Linked DNA regions of Homo sapiens: region 2 is linked to region 1. A link is a loop called in an ENCODE intact Hi-C map of the cell type or tissue named here. Cell type or tissue: dorsolateral prefrontal cortex. All regions are shown on one strand. Links, peaks and the distances in the headings refer to the core of each region. The heading gives the core; the rest is flanking DNA.

Region 1 (8,331 bases), core at 322-8,321:
AAACGTCTATCAAAATTAATGAAGTGATCATTAAAGTGGATCATGTTCTAAGGCTAAAATGGCTTCTATGGGGGTCAGGTGCCATGGCTCACGCCTGTAATCCCAGCACTTTGGGAGGCCGAGGCGGGTGGATCACGTGAGGTCAGGAGTTCAAGACCAGCCTGGCCAACACGGTGAAACAAAAATTAGCCAGGCATTGTGGCACATGTCTGTAATCCCAGCTACTCAGGAGGCTGAGGCAGGAGAATCACTTGAACCAGGGAGGTGGAGGTTGGAGTGAGCGGACATTGCACCATTGCATTCCAGCCTGGACAACCAGCGAAACTCCACCTCAAAAAAAAAAAAAAATGCTTTCTAAGGCAATTATTTAGTTGCCTGAGTTCCAAGAGCTGAAGATTGACACCTTCTTTCATATGGTTTTACGATAAAAGCTAGAAAGTTGAATTGCACAGACATTCCATTTAAAATTTAAATTAAAAAAACACACACTGAAAACATTTCAACATTTCAAAACAGTAACTTTTAGTTATTTGAATTCATTCAATTTTTCTATAAAGTTTACCAAACGGGTCACAATTCCTACAGAACACTGACTACACAGCAATTTAAATAAGTTGATACAACATGCTGTTAGATAAGCAATGTATCTTCACCTATTCACTAGCAAATACCTTGCTATTAAATAACACTCATCCACTACACTTACCATTTGACCGATGAAGAGACTTATACAAGGTAATGGACAGACCTAAACACTTATTTTGGCAACCAAATGTAGATTATTTTCTGAACCAGCATTTACTGATACTCTCTCTGTTATTTAATGGATGATGGGCTCATTGCCCATATGCAAAGTAAATTTCCTCTTACATTTGATGAACCATTAATTTTACTATGTAAAACACCAAAGTACCAGTTGCAAAGTAATATTACAGGACTTGCTCAATCACTCTCAAAAGACACTAACAGAACTCTAAGTATTCCACGCAGCCAACATTTAATAAAAGAAATCAAGAGCTCAGAGACGCCAAATAAAATCTCAGGGTCTCTGATTTTGAACTATCCTAGTTATGCCATTAATGGCATTTGCACACAACAAAAATAGTAACTGTTTCAATAGTACTTTTTCCACAAGCAATATCATCTTACATGTTGGCTGAATAAGTCTCATTGCCTCAAAAAGGATCAAAAGATTCTAAGTTTTGCAGTTCAACAATTGTGAACAATTTTATTTCTCATTTCAAGTGTAAAGGATATTGCTCAAATCACCGCATGAAACTCTCTCCTCATGTAAGAAAGCCTGAAATCTGATTTCTCTACCAAAAAAAAAAAAAAAATCCAGTTCTTGCAAATGGATACAAAACTACTCATAACCTGCAAAAACCATGAAACCTAAGCATGTTACATCTTAACTGTTATAAGAAAAATAGTTAAAGCAAAGGGAGCTGTCAGAGAATCTTCATTTTCCCAGTGTCTTCCAAAACTTCTTGGAACTCGTATACAAGAATACCTTTCAAAAACACAACAGAAGCAGAAAACGTCAATCGGGCACCAGGAAAAGAGCAGGCCTAGAGAAAAACCTAGACTCCCCTGCCACCGACCTTCCCAAATGACACAGATACAAGCGTTAACAGCACAATCCCTCTGAGAGGGGATTGAAACAATGTGGCAGGTACGGACACACACACATACACACACACAGGACTGAATCAATGTGGCAGGGACACACACACACAAGACTGAATCCATGTGGCAGGGACACACACACGACTGAATGTGGCAGGGACACACACACACACAGAATCCAAGTGGCAGGGACACACATACACACACTCTCACATCACTCCCCACTCCCTTCCCCAACGCCCTGGATGATGAAATGAGAAACGGAAATTAACATTTCAGGCAACGTCTCACATTGTTCCTTAAGGGCAAGAGCTGCTGTTGAAGCCGCCACCGCCGCCGCTTTCCTCCCAACTCCCTCCTCCGACCTGCCTACCCTCCCCCCTAATAACCCCCACACTGTTGGCCCGCATTCCAGTCCCTACTCGAACCTACGCGCGCCTCCAGCAACCCTGCCTTTCGCCCGCCCCCAGCAACCCTGCCTTTCGCCCGCCCCTTCCGGCTGGGATCCCGGCAGCTGCCTGCTCTCATTCCAGAAGAGCAATAATAATAGGAACGCTGGCCAGGCGCAGTGGCTCACTCCTGTAATACCAGCACTTTGGGAGGCCAAGGTGAGCGGATTACGAGGTCAGGAGATCGAGACCATCCTGGCTAACACGGTAAAACCCCGTCTTTACTAAAAATACCAAAAAAATTTAGCTAGGCATGGTGGGGGCGCCCGTAGTCCTAACTACTCGGGAGACTGAGGCAGGAGAATGGCGTGAACCCGGGAGGCGGAACTTGCAGTGAGCTGAGATCGCGCCATTGCACTGTAGCCTGAGCGACTGAGCAAGACTCCGTCTCAAAAATAAATAAATAAATAAAATAAAAAGAATACTACTACTAATAATAATAGGGACGCTGAGAATAACAACTACGACCAGAACCGAACAGCGAAGGCGCCCCTGTTGTGTGTTAGAAGTCGGCGCCCCCCGAGTTCCGCAGCAGTCAACACCTGCCCAGGGCCCCCCTCGGCAGCCCCTCACAGCAGCCCCCGGGCTCCCAGAACCCCCAGGCGCTCCCGGAAGCCCCCAGTCGGTCCCCCACAGCCCCCTGGGGACCTTCTGCCCCGCCAGCCCCGCCCCGGAGCCCCCCGTCCGCCCCGCACAGCGGCCTCGGGTCCCCCTAACCGTCGCTCCGAGCCCCTCGAGCTCCCAAGCCCGCTTGGAGCCCCCTGTTGGCCCTTCACGACCTCCCCGAGCCCCCAAAGTCCACCGCCCACCCCGATCCCGGCCCTCCAGGCCTGACCCAAGGCCCACACAGCAGCTCTGTCGGCTGGGAAGGCCTGCAGGCTGCAAGGCCGCGCGAATGCCCCGGGCCAGCCCCAACCACTGTCCCTAGGCCAGCGGCGTCTCTTACTGGGATTCGAAGACTGGACGGCTCCCCGGCGGCTCAGCGGCGGGGCGCGAGCGCTGCCCATGCAGCCCGTGGCGGCGTTTCCCCGGCGGCGCTACCGCAGCGGGAAGGCGGAGCAGGCTCGAGGCCTGGCCGAATTGCGGGCAGGCGGTATGCTAGCCCGCCACTCGGCTGCGCGGCACCTGTTGCGGAGGACTACTGAGGGGGCATCTGGCCGCAAGCTCACCGGAGGCGCCTCCCCAACTGAAGATCTCGGTCCATCTCAGGGTGGCCTCTGACTCTCCGACCCGGCGCTGGTGCAGGCTGCATGAGAAGCTCTGGCCCATTGTCCCCGCACCCCACACCCCTTATCCGTCACAGCCATTGGCCCGCCCCAGTTGGCCGCAGGGACTGAGCAAGTTATGCGGTCGGGAAGACGTGCGTTAAAGGGCTGAAGGGGAGGGACGGAACTGACAGTCTCTGTGACAGCTCTGAGGTGGGAGTAGGAGGACGTCGCATTGACGATTGGGCAGGGTCCTGCGTAAGGGAGCACACGACCCTGGAAGTAGCGAGCAACCGGATTGGCGGTTTCCTTCGCAAACGTCTTGCCTTCTGGGGCCTGGCAATTGGTCTTTCCAAGTGTCGGAAGCGACGGGGATATGGTCTGGAAACATCTGGTTTTGAACATCTGGTATTGAAGCGCTGGGAGGCAAAACGTCTGCCCCGCGCGCCCATGCGGCGAGTGTCGGTCCGTGCCCCTGCTCAAGGACAGCTCGGGCCACGTGCGCCCCGGTCCCCAGAAGGCCTGGCTCCGGACTGTGCTGCCCTGGGGCGTCACTGGGCAAGGAGAGCAGTGGGTCGGCGTCGAGGGGAGGGGACCTGGGCTTCGGAGCGGTTGCTCCGGGTGGGCACTGGCCGCGCAACCCCTCTCCCGCGCAGAGACGCTAGCTCCACCGTGAGCGGGAACGGCCCTTGGGCGGGTTGTAGCGTTGGCTCCAGATTCCCTGGGTCTCGCGCACTGAGAGCCTGAGCCGCCTGAGGGAGGCAAAGCGCCCTGGAGCCGCGTCCCCTGCCTTGCAAGTTAGTTCTCCAACACGCGAAAAGGGTAGAGAGAACTGATGCGGTGACAGAAGCATTGGGTGAAGTTCACTTGGCACCACCCAATTTCTAATTCAGCCATATTTTTCATAGTTCTACAAACAAACGTCCAGCTGGGTCTGGGTGCTGTAATCCCTGCACTTTGGGAGGCCCAGGCGAGAGGCTGTATTGAAGCCAAGAGTTTGAGACCAGCCTGGGCAAAACAGCAAGACTCCATCTCTACAAAAGTTTAAAAAATTATGTAGATATGATGGTGTGTGCTGCTAGTCCCAACTACTTGGGAAGCTAAGACGAGAGGATCGCTTGAGGCCAGGAATTTGAGACCAGCCTGGACTCCATGTATAGAAATATGTATGTGTGTGTGTGTGTGTATTTAAAAATATATATGTGTATGTGTGTGTATATGTGTGTGTTTATATGTGTGTGTATATATGTGTGTGTTTGTGTGTGTATATATATATAGATGGGTGTGATTGTGCACACTTGTGGTCCCAGCTACTTGGGAGGCTGAGGTAGGAGAATCACTGAGCCTTGGAGGTTGAGACTCTAGTGAGCTATGACTGCACCACTGCACTTCAGCCTGGCCAACAGAGCAAGACCTTGTCTTGCTCTGTTTTCATATATATATATGCTGGGTATGGTGGCGCACACCTGTGGTCCCAGCCACTCAGGAGGCTGAGATGGGAGGATTGGTTGAGTCCAGGAGGTCAAAGCTGCAGTAAGCCATGATTGCACCAGTGCACTCTTTCCTGGGCCACGGCAAGACTCTGTCTCTAAAAAAATAAAAGGGCACAGACACCCACAGAGGGATGACCACGTGAGGATGCATTGCTTGAGCCTGGGAAGTTGTGGCTACACTGAGCTGTGATCACGCCACTGCACTTACCAGGCTCAAGTGATCCTCCTGCCCTAGCCTCCTAAGCAGGTGAGACCACAGTTTTGTGTCACCACTCCCGGCTAATTAATTATTTGTAGAAATGAAGTTCTAGGTTGCTCAGGCTGGTCTGAAAATCCTGGGCTCCAGTGATCCGCCTTGGCCTCCCAAAGTGCTGGGATTATAGGCATGAGCCTCTGTGCCCAGACCAACTGAATTCTTAATTGGTGTCTTGGTAGTTCATTAGTTAATCTGCCTCAGTTTCCTTTAAATGTTTGACCCTAGGCCGTGCACAGTGTCTCTGGCCTGTAATTCCAACACTTTGGAGAGAAGTGTTTGGGATACTGAGGTGGGCAGATCACCAGAGGTTAGGAGTTCCAGACCAGCCTGGCCAACATGGTGAAACCCTGTCTCTATTAAAGATACAAAATTACCCAGGCGTAGTTGTGGGCACCTGTAATCCCAGCCACTCGGGAGGCTGAGGCAGGAGAATTCCTTGAACTCGGGAGGGAGAGGTGGGTAAGCTTCAGTTGCACCACTGCACTCCAGCCTGGGCAACGAGAGTGAAACTCTGTCTCAAAAACAAAACAAACTAAAAAATACTGAGCTTGTCCTCTGGCTAAGCTCTATTAAGAAGGTTGTGTGCTGTCATCCTGTTGTACGTATTTGAGAAAAGTTCTAGATTTCACTTCTTGTCCATCTTTCATTTGATCTTTAACAAAAAAACAAATGGAGACAAGGTCTTGCTCTGTTGGCCAGGCTGAAGTGCAGTGGTGCAGTCATAGCTCACTAGAGTCTCAACCTCCAAGGCTCAGTGATTCTCCTACCTCAGCCTCCCAAGTAGCTGGGACCACAAGTGTGCACAATCAAACCCATCTAATTTTTTTTTTTTTTCACTTTTTGTAGCAGTGAAGTCTTGATCGCCTGGCTTCAAGTGAACCTCTGGAGAGACAGGACTAGCTGGATTTTCTAGGCCAACTAAGAATCCCTAAGCCTAGCTGGGAAGGTGACTACATCCACCTTTAAACATGGGGCTGGCAACTTAGCTCACACCCAACCAATAAGGTAGTAAAGAGAGCTCACTAAAATGCTAATTAGGCAAAAACAGGAGGTAAAGAAATAGCCAATCATCTATTGCCTGAGAGCACAGAGGAAGGGACAATGATCGGGATATAAACCCAGGCATTCAAGCCAGCAATGGCTACCCTCTTTGGGTCCCCTCCGTTTGTATGGGAGCTCTGTTTTCATGCTATTTTAAAGTCTTGCAACTGCACACTCTTCTGATCCATGTTTGTTACAGCTTGAGCTGAGCTTTTGCTCACCATCCAGCAATGCTCTTTGCCACCATCACAGACCCGCCACTGACTTCCATCCCTCTGGATCCAGCAGGGTGTCAGCTGTGCTCTTGATCCAGTGAGGCACCTGTTGCCACTCCCAGTTGGGCTAAAGGCTCACCATTGTTCCTGCAAGGCTAAGTGCGCGGGTTTGTCTAGTTGAGCTGAACTAGTTGAGCTGGGTTCCACAGTTCTCTTCTGTGACCCATGACTTCTAATAGAGCTGTAACACTCACAGCATGGCCCGAGATTCCTACTTGGAATGCATGAGGCCAAGAACCCCAGGTCAGAGTAGAAGAGGCTCACCACCATCTTGGAAGTGGCCCCCACCATCTTGGGAGCTCTAGAAGCAAGTCCCCCTGGCAACCTTTTGGCAACCACAAAGGGACCTCCAAAGCAGTGAGTAATATTGGACCACTTTTGCTTGCTATTCTGTCCTACCCTTCCTTAGAATTGGAGGAAAATACTGGGCACCTGTCAGGTAGTTAAAAACGTTAGCATGGTGCTGGACTTAAGACTCAGGTATGAGGCTGTCTGGGATAGAGCTTTCTAACAATCTCAACCCTTCTTGGTCGGGAGCATTGGTCTGCCTAGAACCAGCATCCTCTTTGATTATTCCTGGGGAAGCAGAGGGCTAACTAGAGGCAGAAAGCTGTCATCCCTAACTCCCAGCATTAGCTGTTTGAGATCATGGTGCAGCCAGAAGTCTCTACTCAACAGTCGCCCATGCGTGTGCCCCCACCTTTCCTTCTGATCTATACCTCCTGGGTCCTGACCATGACTTTCTTGAAAGTGTAGCCCCAAAATTCTCCTTACTTCTGAATCTACTTCCTCCAATCCCTGCCTCCTAATTAATAATGGTTCAGACTTTCATTTCCTCTAGCAAGTTGTATCTCCAAAGGGATCTAAGGAAGCTCTAAGCTGCATCCTTAGGCCCCTAGGCTATGAACCCAGAGAGTCTTTTCCCTGATATCCCTCCCAATTTATGCATACAGCTCTCAACATGGGCAGTTATGTGGGACCCATTCCCCACTACCCTTGCCAAGGCCCCAGGTTTCTAAAGGGCTAGCAGAAAACAGAGAGACAGAGGGGAGAGAAAGAGAGAGAGGCAAAGCAAGAGTCAAAAAGAGAAAGAAAGAAGAAAGAGAAAGAAAGATAGAAGAAAAAAACAGTGTGCCCTATTCCTTTAAAAGCCAGGGTAAATTTAAAGCCTGTAATTGATAATTGAAGGTCTTCTCCAAGACCCTATAACACTCCAATACTACCTTGTTGGCATTGTAAACAAGGTCATAACCTGAAAACACTGAGACCACTGGCAACTCGTAGCCATCCTATCAAAAATCCTTAACCCAGGAACCTACAGATGGCCCAAATGCATTCAATTTGTAGCAGTAACTACTTTGCTAACAGAAGAAAGTAGAAAAGTAACTTTTGGGCGAAACCTCTTTGTGAGCACATCTCACCATTTCAGAATTATTCTAAGTCAAAAAAGCATAAAGGTAGCTTACTAACTCAAAAATCTTAAAGTATGGGGCTATTCTTTAGAAAAAGGTGATTTAACATTAACCACTGAAAATTCCCTTAACCCAGCAGATATCCTAACAGGGAATTTAAATCTTAATTGCCATACAAAAGTCCGACCACACCTACGAGGAACTCCCTTCAGGACAGGAGGATAGATGGTTCATCCCAGGTGATTGAGGGGGAAAAAACAAAAATACAATGGTTATTCAGTAATTGATAGGGAGACTCTTGTGGAAGCAGAGTTAGGAAAATTGCCTAATAATTGGTCTGCTCAAACGTGCTAGCTGTGTGCACTCAGCCAAACATTAAAGTACTTACAGAATCAAAAAGACTGTACCTCAATCCTGACTCAAAAGGTTACCTACACCCTCTCTGAAATAAATTTGCGTAAGAACTGTTGTTTATAGCAATGCATATTGATGGGGCAGCTGGGTTGTTATGAAATACTCAGGAACCCAGCCCAGCTCTAGAACTCACCTATGAGTACAAAGGCAATGTTGGGCA
Region 2 (8,331 bases), core at 17-8,016, 76 kb before region 1:
CAGCACATGGCCTTCAAAGAAATCAGAAAGCCTTGATCCAGTCCCCAGCATTAGGACTGCCAGACATGACAAAGCCTTTTTACCTGTATGTCCATAAAAGAAAAGGAATAGCTACAGGAGCCTTGGTACAAACACTAGGGTCATGGTATCGGCCCATGACATATTTGCCCAAGTGACTAGACTTCGTGGCTATGGGATGGCCACTCGGTTTCAAGGCATTGGCAGCCACTGCCCTGTTGGCAGAAAATGCTAACAAGCTCACGTTTGGACAAAGGTTGATAATTCAGGTACCCCATACAGTCATCACCCTGATGGAGCAGAATGGGCATCGCTGGCTTTCTAACCCTCAGATGTGAAGGACTTTTATGTAAAAACCCCTACATAACCTTGGAGACTGTGAATACTGTAAATCCAGCCACACTGCTGCCAAAAGAATAGGCAGAACATGGAAAGCCACCGTTATGTGGCCCAGAGTATCACTGTTGTGTGGAAACAGTGGATGAAGTTTTCTCAAACTTAAAAGACTTAAAGGAGCTGCCCTTACAAAATCCAGATGTTGAATTCTGATGGAAGCAGCTTCATATCTGAAGGTGTCAGACCGGCTGGACATGCAGTGGTAACACTGAATTCAGTAGCCGAAGTCTGCCCTCTGACGGTCGGATCTTCGGCCCAAAGAGCTGAGCTAATAGTTCTCACTAGAGCTAATACTTCTCACTAGAGCATTGCTCTTGGCCAGAGGAAAATCAGTAAACATCTATAATGACTTAAGGTATGCTTTTGCCACTTTGCATGCCCATGGAGCCATATATAAGGAAAGAGGATTATTAGCTACTGAAGGAAAGGAAATCAAAAATAAAAAGAAAGTACAGCAGCTCTCAGAAGCCATATGGGCTCCAAAAGAAGTAGCAGTCATCCATCGCAAAGGGCATCAAACAGGAGGAGGTGATGAGGCTAGAGGAAACAGAAAGGGGGACAGAGAAGCCAAAGGAGCTGCAATGACAGAGGTAACTAAGATGGAAGAGGAAACCCTTACCATGCCTTTACTGGAGCTTTCCCTTATGGAACCCCCTAAGTACTCCTTTAATGAAAAGGCTTCGTTTGAGCAGGAGAGTGTAAGTTACCAGAAAGGAGGTTGTCAGAAATTCTCAGATGGGAGGTTTACCATACCAGAAGTAATACCCCCCGGTTCATAAAGCAGTTTCATCACGGAATGCATGTGAGAAAAACTGCATTAGAGACTCTTGCAGGACAGCCTTTCTATGTGCCACGCCTAACTGCCATCACTAGAGCCATTTGTGAGCAATGTTTAACTTGTGCCCAAAACAATCCACAGCAGGCCAACAAGGCCCCCAGGGATTCAAGAAACTGGAGCTACACCCTGTGAAAACCTCTTTGTGTACTTTACCAAGCTGCCTCAAGCCAGAGGCTACCGGTATATGCTAGTGTTTGTCTGCAGTTTCTCAGGGTGGGTCGAGACATTTCTCACTAGGACAGGGAAAACTCGGGAAGTAACGAAGATCTTATTAAAGGACATTATTCCTAGATTTAGGCTGCCTCTAATTTCAGGATCAGACAGTGGTCCAGCACTTGTGGCAGAGATAGTACAATAGCTAACACAGATGTTAAAAACCAAATGGAATCTGCATATAGCTTATCACCCACAAAATTCTGGAAAAGGTGAAAGAATTAACTGGACACTTAAACAGCTGTTAAAGAAGTTTTGCCAAGAAACTCATCTAAGATGGGATCAGGTGCTGCCCATGTTCCTTCTCCAAGTCAGGCGCACCCCTACTAAATTAACTGGGTATTCACCCTATGAGATAGTGTTCGGCCAACCACCCCCAATCATAACTCAGTTAAAAGGGGATTTAAAAGAAATTGGGAAATTAACCTTAAGAAGATAAATGCAAGCCTTAGGTGAGGACATGCAGGAAACAGAAGGGTGAGTAAGAGAAAGAATACCTCTTAGCCTCAGAGATGCAATACATCCCTTCCAACCGACTCTGTCTGCATCAAATGATGGAACCCAGCCATCTTCGAGCCTTTATGGGATGGTCCCCATACTGTGACCTTATCTACCCCCACTGCTGTTAAAGTTGCAGGTATCACACCTCGGGTTCATCATAGCCAGCTGAAACCAGCAGTGACCGCAACTCAGGACCAGTGGCCCAGTCAACAAAACCCAGACCACCTGACATGGATGATCCTGAGGTGAAACTAAGCCACTGCTGACAAGGACAACTGCCCTACGCTGACCACACCAGAGGCTGGTTGGTCCACACACGGCTGAACCTTAAGGAAACATCAAGCCATGCTCTTGTCACACATCCAGAAGCTGGCTAGTCTACGCATGGCCGAAGCCTGAGGAAGTCAACAACACAAAAGTAAATGTGGATTTAATTTACAAGCATACTGGATTGAATTTACAAGCATAGTTAATACTCGTACCTGTACTGATTATTTTACTGTCATGTTATCTTTGCAAATGCTGCCAAGGTTGTTACCCAGAAGGGTGCTCACGCATAGTATAAGTTTAATCATGTTAGTAATATTGAAGCCACTGACACTTGCACCTATGGTTACAAAAGGGGACCAAGATGACTGTCATCACTGCATGATAGAAGCCTGGTCCAGAAAAGGTATGACTAAAACTATGTTTTGCCAGACCTACTATAAGTGTACAGGGACTCATACAGGAATTTGTGTCTATAACCAGACTAGTTACTCAGTCTGTGATCCCAGAAATGGGCAGCCCCAAGTATATTAAGACCCAGAGTTCGTGCCCTAGAACTTCTGAAGTCCAAACTGGTGAACCCCTAATGCCATCATATACAAACCCCACAGAAATCAGGGTCAGTAAACCTGTAAACAAAAAAGAAGTATTCCCTCACTCGCATAAAGGCCCTGTCTCCATATATTTTGATGCCTGCCAAGCTTCACATCTCAGCAAACTAAATAATATTGGGACCATCTGTAAAAATCTAGGACAAGAAAGAGTCAGCCAGCAGAGCCACCAAGGCCATAACAGAAGAATCCAAAAAGGAGTGCCCTGATTGTGATAATCAGTGGACCACACGTGAATTTATCAGCACCTATACACAGGAAGTGTTGCTCTGTTTGCCAGCCAAGAGGTGAAGATAGGGTGCACAACTGGAACTTGCAACCCACTCAATCTGACAATACTAAAGCCAAATAAGCCTTTCTGGACTGAAAGGCATAAATTTAGGGCTATTAACCTTTGATCAGGCAAGAAATCTCCTAGGACTTGGTATTCCTCTGGTCATTACCAGGAAAACCCAAAGGATCCAAGTTCAAGTTAGCCCAATGCAACACTTTAGGTTTTATACATCTTTCAATGAACACTTTAATCCTGAAGTATCAAAAAATCAAATTCCTCCTATATCAGCTGAAAACCTGTTTGCTCAGCTAGCTGAAAGTATTGATAACAATTTAGGAGTTACTGTATGTTATATATGTGGAGGTACTAATATGGGAGATCAATGGCCCTGGGAAGTTAAAGAATTGATGTCACAAGAAAATTTTACCTTGCCTGATTTTGTTACACAATTCAATGCAAACCAAGCATTTGGCTACTAAGGAACCTCATCATTGGAAAATCTTGTTATCACCTGTTGGGACAAGGCCTTTCAGAACCAGGTAGGGGAAGCAACTTGCCTAGGTCAACAACATTTTGAAGAATCCGAGAAGAGAACACAATGGAGAAGCTTTACAGACAATTCTTCTGTGTCAGACTTTAATCGCTTTTTGCAGTTCCCAGCACTAAATCAATCATGGTACCAATTAGATGCTCCAAGTGTTTGGAGAACACGTGCAGGGTTATATTGGATCTGTGAAACAAAGGCTTATCAATTACTACCCCATAAATGGACAGGACCATGTGTATTAGGAACAATAAGGCCATCCTTTTGCCTACTCCCACTGCAGCAAAGGGAAGATCTAAGCTATCTGGTCTATGATGAAGGCAGAAAAAGAATTAGAAGAACTGTGTTTACAAAAACAAATACTGTGGAAAAAATAGAGACTAACATTAAAAAAGACATTAAAATAGGGAGCTAGAAAGATAACGAATGGCCCCCTGAACAAAATTATCAAATACTATGGGCCAGTCACCAGGGCACAAGATGGGTCATTGGGACACTGTATTTCTATTTATATGTTAAACCATAACATATAAATAGGTTAAATCATAAGGTTTCAAGCAGTTCTGGAAATTAGTCAATAAAAGAGCCCGAGCCTTAAGACTTGCTAGCCATACAGGTGACCCAGATGACAGATGTCATTTATCAGAAAAGGTTAGCACTGGATTAATCTTTTAGCTTCAGAAGGAGGAGTTTGTGGAAAACTTAACAAATTGCTGCTTACAAATTGATGACAATGGAAAAGTTGTCATGGAAATCACTGCCAGGATGCAAAAGTTAGCTCATGTTCCGGTCCAGAAGTGCTCTTGTTGCAAACTGAATTCACTCTTTGGAGGATGGTTTTCACAGTTTAGAGGCTTTAAAACTTTAATAATCGGCTTTGTAGCCATAATAGGTGGATGCCTACTGCTTCCCTGTCTCCTGCCACTTCTCATCAGAAGCATCCAATCCACCATAGAAGCAGTAGTAGACAGATACCACCACCCGAATAAAGGCTCTGCAAAGTACCAACTGGTATCCCAGGATGAGTATGTACCCACTCAAGAAGAAATAGTTAACAGTGGTGCTCTTTACTAATCTACATTTGTGCTGAGCACCAAAGGGCAGAAATGAAGAATGAATTAATGATATCAACTATAACTTAATAGTAGTAGTGATAGAAATTTTAAAATCCTCTTAAAGTTGCTGCAAAGTGTGAACCTCCTTACACTCAAGTTAAAAGAGAAAACAGCCTGTCTTCTTTCTGCGGTCAGTGGATCTTATCTATACTCCCCAACTTCACATTCCTACAAGTCCAGTGAGTTCCTGCTTACCTCCCTAGCACTGCTGCAGGAGCAGAAGATCAAGAAGTTTAGGTTGCAAGTTTAGGTTACAAGTTTTTCTCAAGATGTAACAAATGTCCTAATGCTTGATTAACTGCCTGTGTTTCTGGCTTCTGTAACTTGCTTCCCAACTCACGTAGCTCCTGACTTAAGATGTTTAAAATGAGGAAAAGTCCTTTGGTCGGGGCTCAGATTTTCTGGACGTATGTCTGGCTGAGCCGGTGATCATCTTAATAAATTCTCCTGAACATTTTTCATTCTCTCCAGTCTTTGATTGTCCTGCAACAATGCCACTCATAAAAATAAGAAACCATTCTTGTAATATTGAAGATAATAAAATGTTACTTCCTGTAATCATGGCAAAGAGCATTACTCAGAGTTACAGATAACAGTATGGTAAAATTGTAACTATTTCATTTAGGTGTAATCTACACGCAAGAAGCTGCACATATTTAAAGTGTAAAATTTGGTTTTGATATTTGTATATGCCTGTGACCACCTCCATCTGAAGGTACTAAACATTTCTATTAGTCACAAAGAGTTCCTGTACCCCACTTGCATCCCACGCAACCCTGCACTCTTAACCTTTTTCACTTGCCGATTGGTTTGTACAGAGTTTTATATTAATGGAACCATACACCAAAACTCTTGGCTTGGTTGGTTTCTTTGGCTTTTTTTTTCCTTTTGGCAATTTCTTTCTAATACAGTGCTTTGATTCTACACTTTCTTTTCTACTGCACTAGGCAAAATTAAATCTATTACAAAATTATCCTTTAGTGAGACTTAACTCCCAAGTTGTCTACTGCCAGTGAACCTACAATTCTTAGAAATTTCTTCAGCAGGAAGACAAAGAGGGTGGGGCTTTTGCGCAAGTGTTACCCCAAACCAAAATCTCCACTCATTTAAGGATTCATAGTCTTTATTATCCTCCCATTTATCCTGGAGAGATTACTTGAGGATGCACACAGGAAAGAAAATAACACAAAGAAGAAACATGTAACACTAAGCCAGAAACAGTAGCACTAATCCAGCAATCAGTTCCAATTACATTAGAAAGTCAATAGGCTGCAAGAATGTCTCCATGATAAAACTTAATTTATCTTAATAAATAGTATGAGACTAATAAGTTAATAAGGTAATGCCACAGATTTATTCTGCAACATAAAAAGGCAAGTAGAAAACACTGGGAAAGCAGAGTGAGGAGGGGAAAGAATTGAGGAGGGAAATGATGACACAAACGCAGGCTGGAGTGAGACATCATTCTGTTCAGATCGTAACAGGTAATAATAATAATAATAACCTACTTAATCTTAACTCTAAAACAATTATCTAGCCATAAATAGTAAGTGACATGATTCAACTTCCCTCTCCTAGGTCTTTGCACATCAAGTGGAAACTGTAGGAAACAATATTTTAATAATCACAATACTGTCAATGCAAATTACCTGGATCTTTTCAATTCTAGCTACTGACAAACATTTAAAAGTGGTTAAAATGATAAATGAACACTGGTGGACAAACAACCTTCTAAACACAAAACAAAGCCTGCAAGTGCATAAAGGAAATTATATATTTTAAGAAGAGAAAACACACAGGCTGGGCACAGTGGCTCACGCCTGTAATCCCAGCACTTGGGGAAGCCTAGGAGGGGTGGATAATTTGAGGTCAGGAGCTCCATACAAGCCTGGCCAATATAGTGGAAACCTGTCCCTACTAAAAATACAAAACAAAACAAAACAAAACAAAATAATAATTAGTCAGTCATGGTGGCACACACCTGTGGTCTCAGCTACTTGGGAGGCTGAGGCATAAGAATTGCTTAAAGCCAGGAGGTGGAGGTTGAAGTGAGCAGAGATCATGCTACTGCACTCCAGCCTGGGTGACAGACTCAAACTCCATCTCAAGGAAAAAACAAACAAACAAAAAATTTGCAGAGATACACAATTTCTAATATGAGAAGAAAACCCATAACATAGTGCTGAATAAATATTCTACTAGAAAAAAAAAAAAAATATATAACATTATCCAACCATGTAAGAATGTGGCCAGGGGAAGGTACTATTACAAAGGATTTATACCAAAATGTTCATAATAGCCAGTGCACACTGGCAGGTTATGAGGGTTTTTCTTCCACTTTGTGATTTATGTATTATTTTAAATGCACATATTACTATTAAGAATCAGGAATAAAAACTGACGTCCACCTTTTTTTTTTTTCCTTTTTCTGAGACAGAGTCTCACTCTGTCGGCCAGGCTGGAGTGCCGCGGCACGATCTCGGCTCACTACAACCTTGGACTCCCAGACTCAAGCAATTCTTCTGCCTCCGCCTCCCGAACAGCTGGGACTACAGGCGTGTGCCACCATGCCCGGCTAATTTTTGCATTTTTAGTAGAGTCGGGGTTTCACCATGTTGGCCAGGCTGGTCTCGAGCTCCTGACCTCATATAATCCATCCGTCTTGGCCTCCCAAAGTGCTGGGATTACTGGCTTGAGCCACTGCACCCAGCCAACGTCCACCTCTTTTTTAAAGGAATGCCGCCTAAGGAAGGGAAGGGACATCTAAACTTGGCAGAACGGCAGGTATCCAGGCTCTGCAAGGCAGTCACAGGCCGGTGGAGGCTAGTCTTCTCAGCAGGTAGATCCCTGCTGACAAGCAAATTCTCAATACACAAATACCTGTTTGTTTTAGTTTAATTATAATTTGAAATGTCACATAATTTGTTTCATCCACAAGGAACTTAATATTTCTCAGTAAAAATTAATCAAGGATTTCTACAGGCCATGTTGTGGCAACTAATATGAGACTTGCCCTCCCACAAAAACAATTATAAATCTTGTCAATAGTAAATGGACAATATTTATAAAATACCTGTTTTCAGAGATTAGATACTGTGACCTCAGGGAGAAGAGAAACAAAGCCACGTGTCCCACATAAGCCCAGCTTCCTACATAAAAAATTTTAACATTTTATAGGGCAGAAGCCAGGTGGAGGGACGCAGCTGCTCTGAATTTAGAAGGCTGAGGCCAGAATTTAGGGAAACTGACAGCATTTGCAAAATACTGAAAAGGGGCAAGGAAGAAAAAGAATTGCAGAAATACGCAAAGTGTCCTACTTGAGTATTACTGAGTGCTAGTATGCACACCATACAGGATAAGATTATGTCTGGCCAGGTAAAGGATAACCAGTTAAGATCAACCTGAGCCACCCGCAGAGACTACAGAGTTGGAGAGAGATCAAGTTTTGACTAGCCAGAGTTTAGAGGCATCTCTGAACCAGCAAGGATTTCAGTAGATATCAGAAGAATCCCAGCAGGATCATGCTCTAGTAATAGGATTAAATTAGCATTACA

Evidence for each region. Hi-C counts contacts between places; a loop is a spot of excess contacts. Peaks named below come from ENCODE experiments on the same cell type or tissue, not always from the same donor. Only the 100,000 strongest peaks of a DNase experiment are listed, where the experiment ranks them.
Region 2: it touches region 1 in a loop (4-fold over the local background); 6 of 110 quality-filtered maps call a loop at or near these places.

Annotation. Positions count from the first base shown.
Region 1 is chrY:19,074,024-19,082,354 of GRCh38, forward strand. It overlaps TTTY14 (testis expressed transcript, Y-linked 14), which reads right to left and starts at 3,524. Exons shown (of 3, transcript NR_125735.1): 1 at 3,022-3,524. LOC124905306 (a long non-coding RNA gene) reads left to right here and starts at 5,833. Exons shown (of 2, transcript XR_007068460.1): 1 at 5,833-6,702. In dorsolateral prefrontal cortex, for the core only: no CTCF peak of the experiment used is centred there; no DNase peak of the experiment used is centred there.
Region 2 is chrY:18,998,212-19,006,542 of GRCh38, forward strand. All of the region lies in intron 1 of TTTY14 (testis expressed transcript, Y-linked 14), which reads right to left. Among named protein-coding and RNA genes, the nearest start is that of TTTY14, 75 kb to the right of the region's middle. In dorsolateral prefrontal cortex, for the core only: no CTCF peak of the experiment used is centred there; no DNase peak of the experiment used is centred there.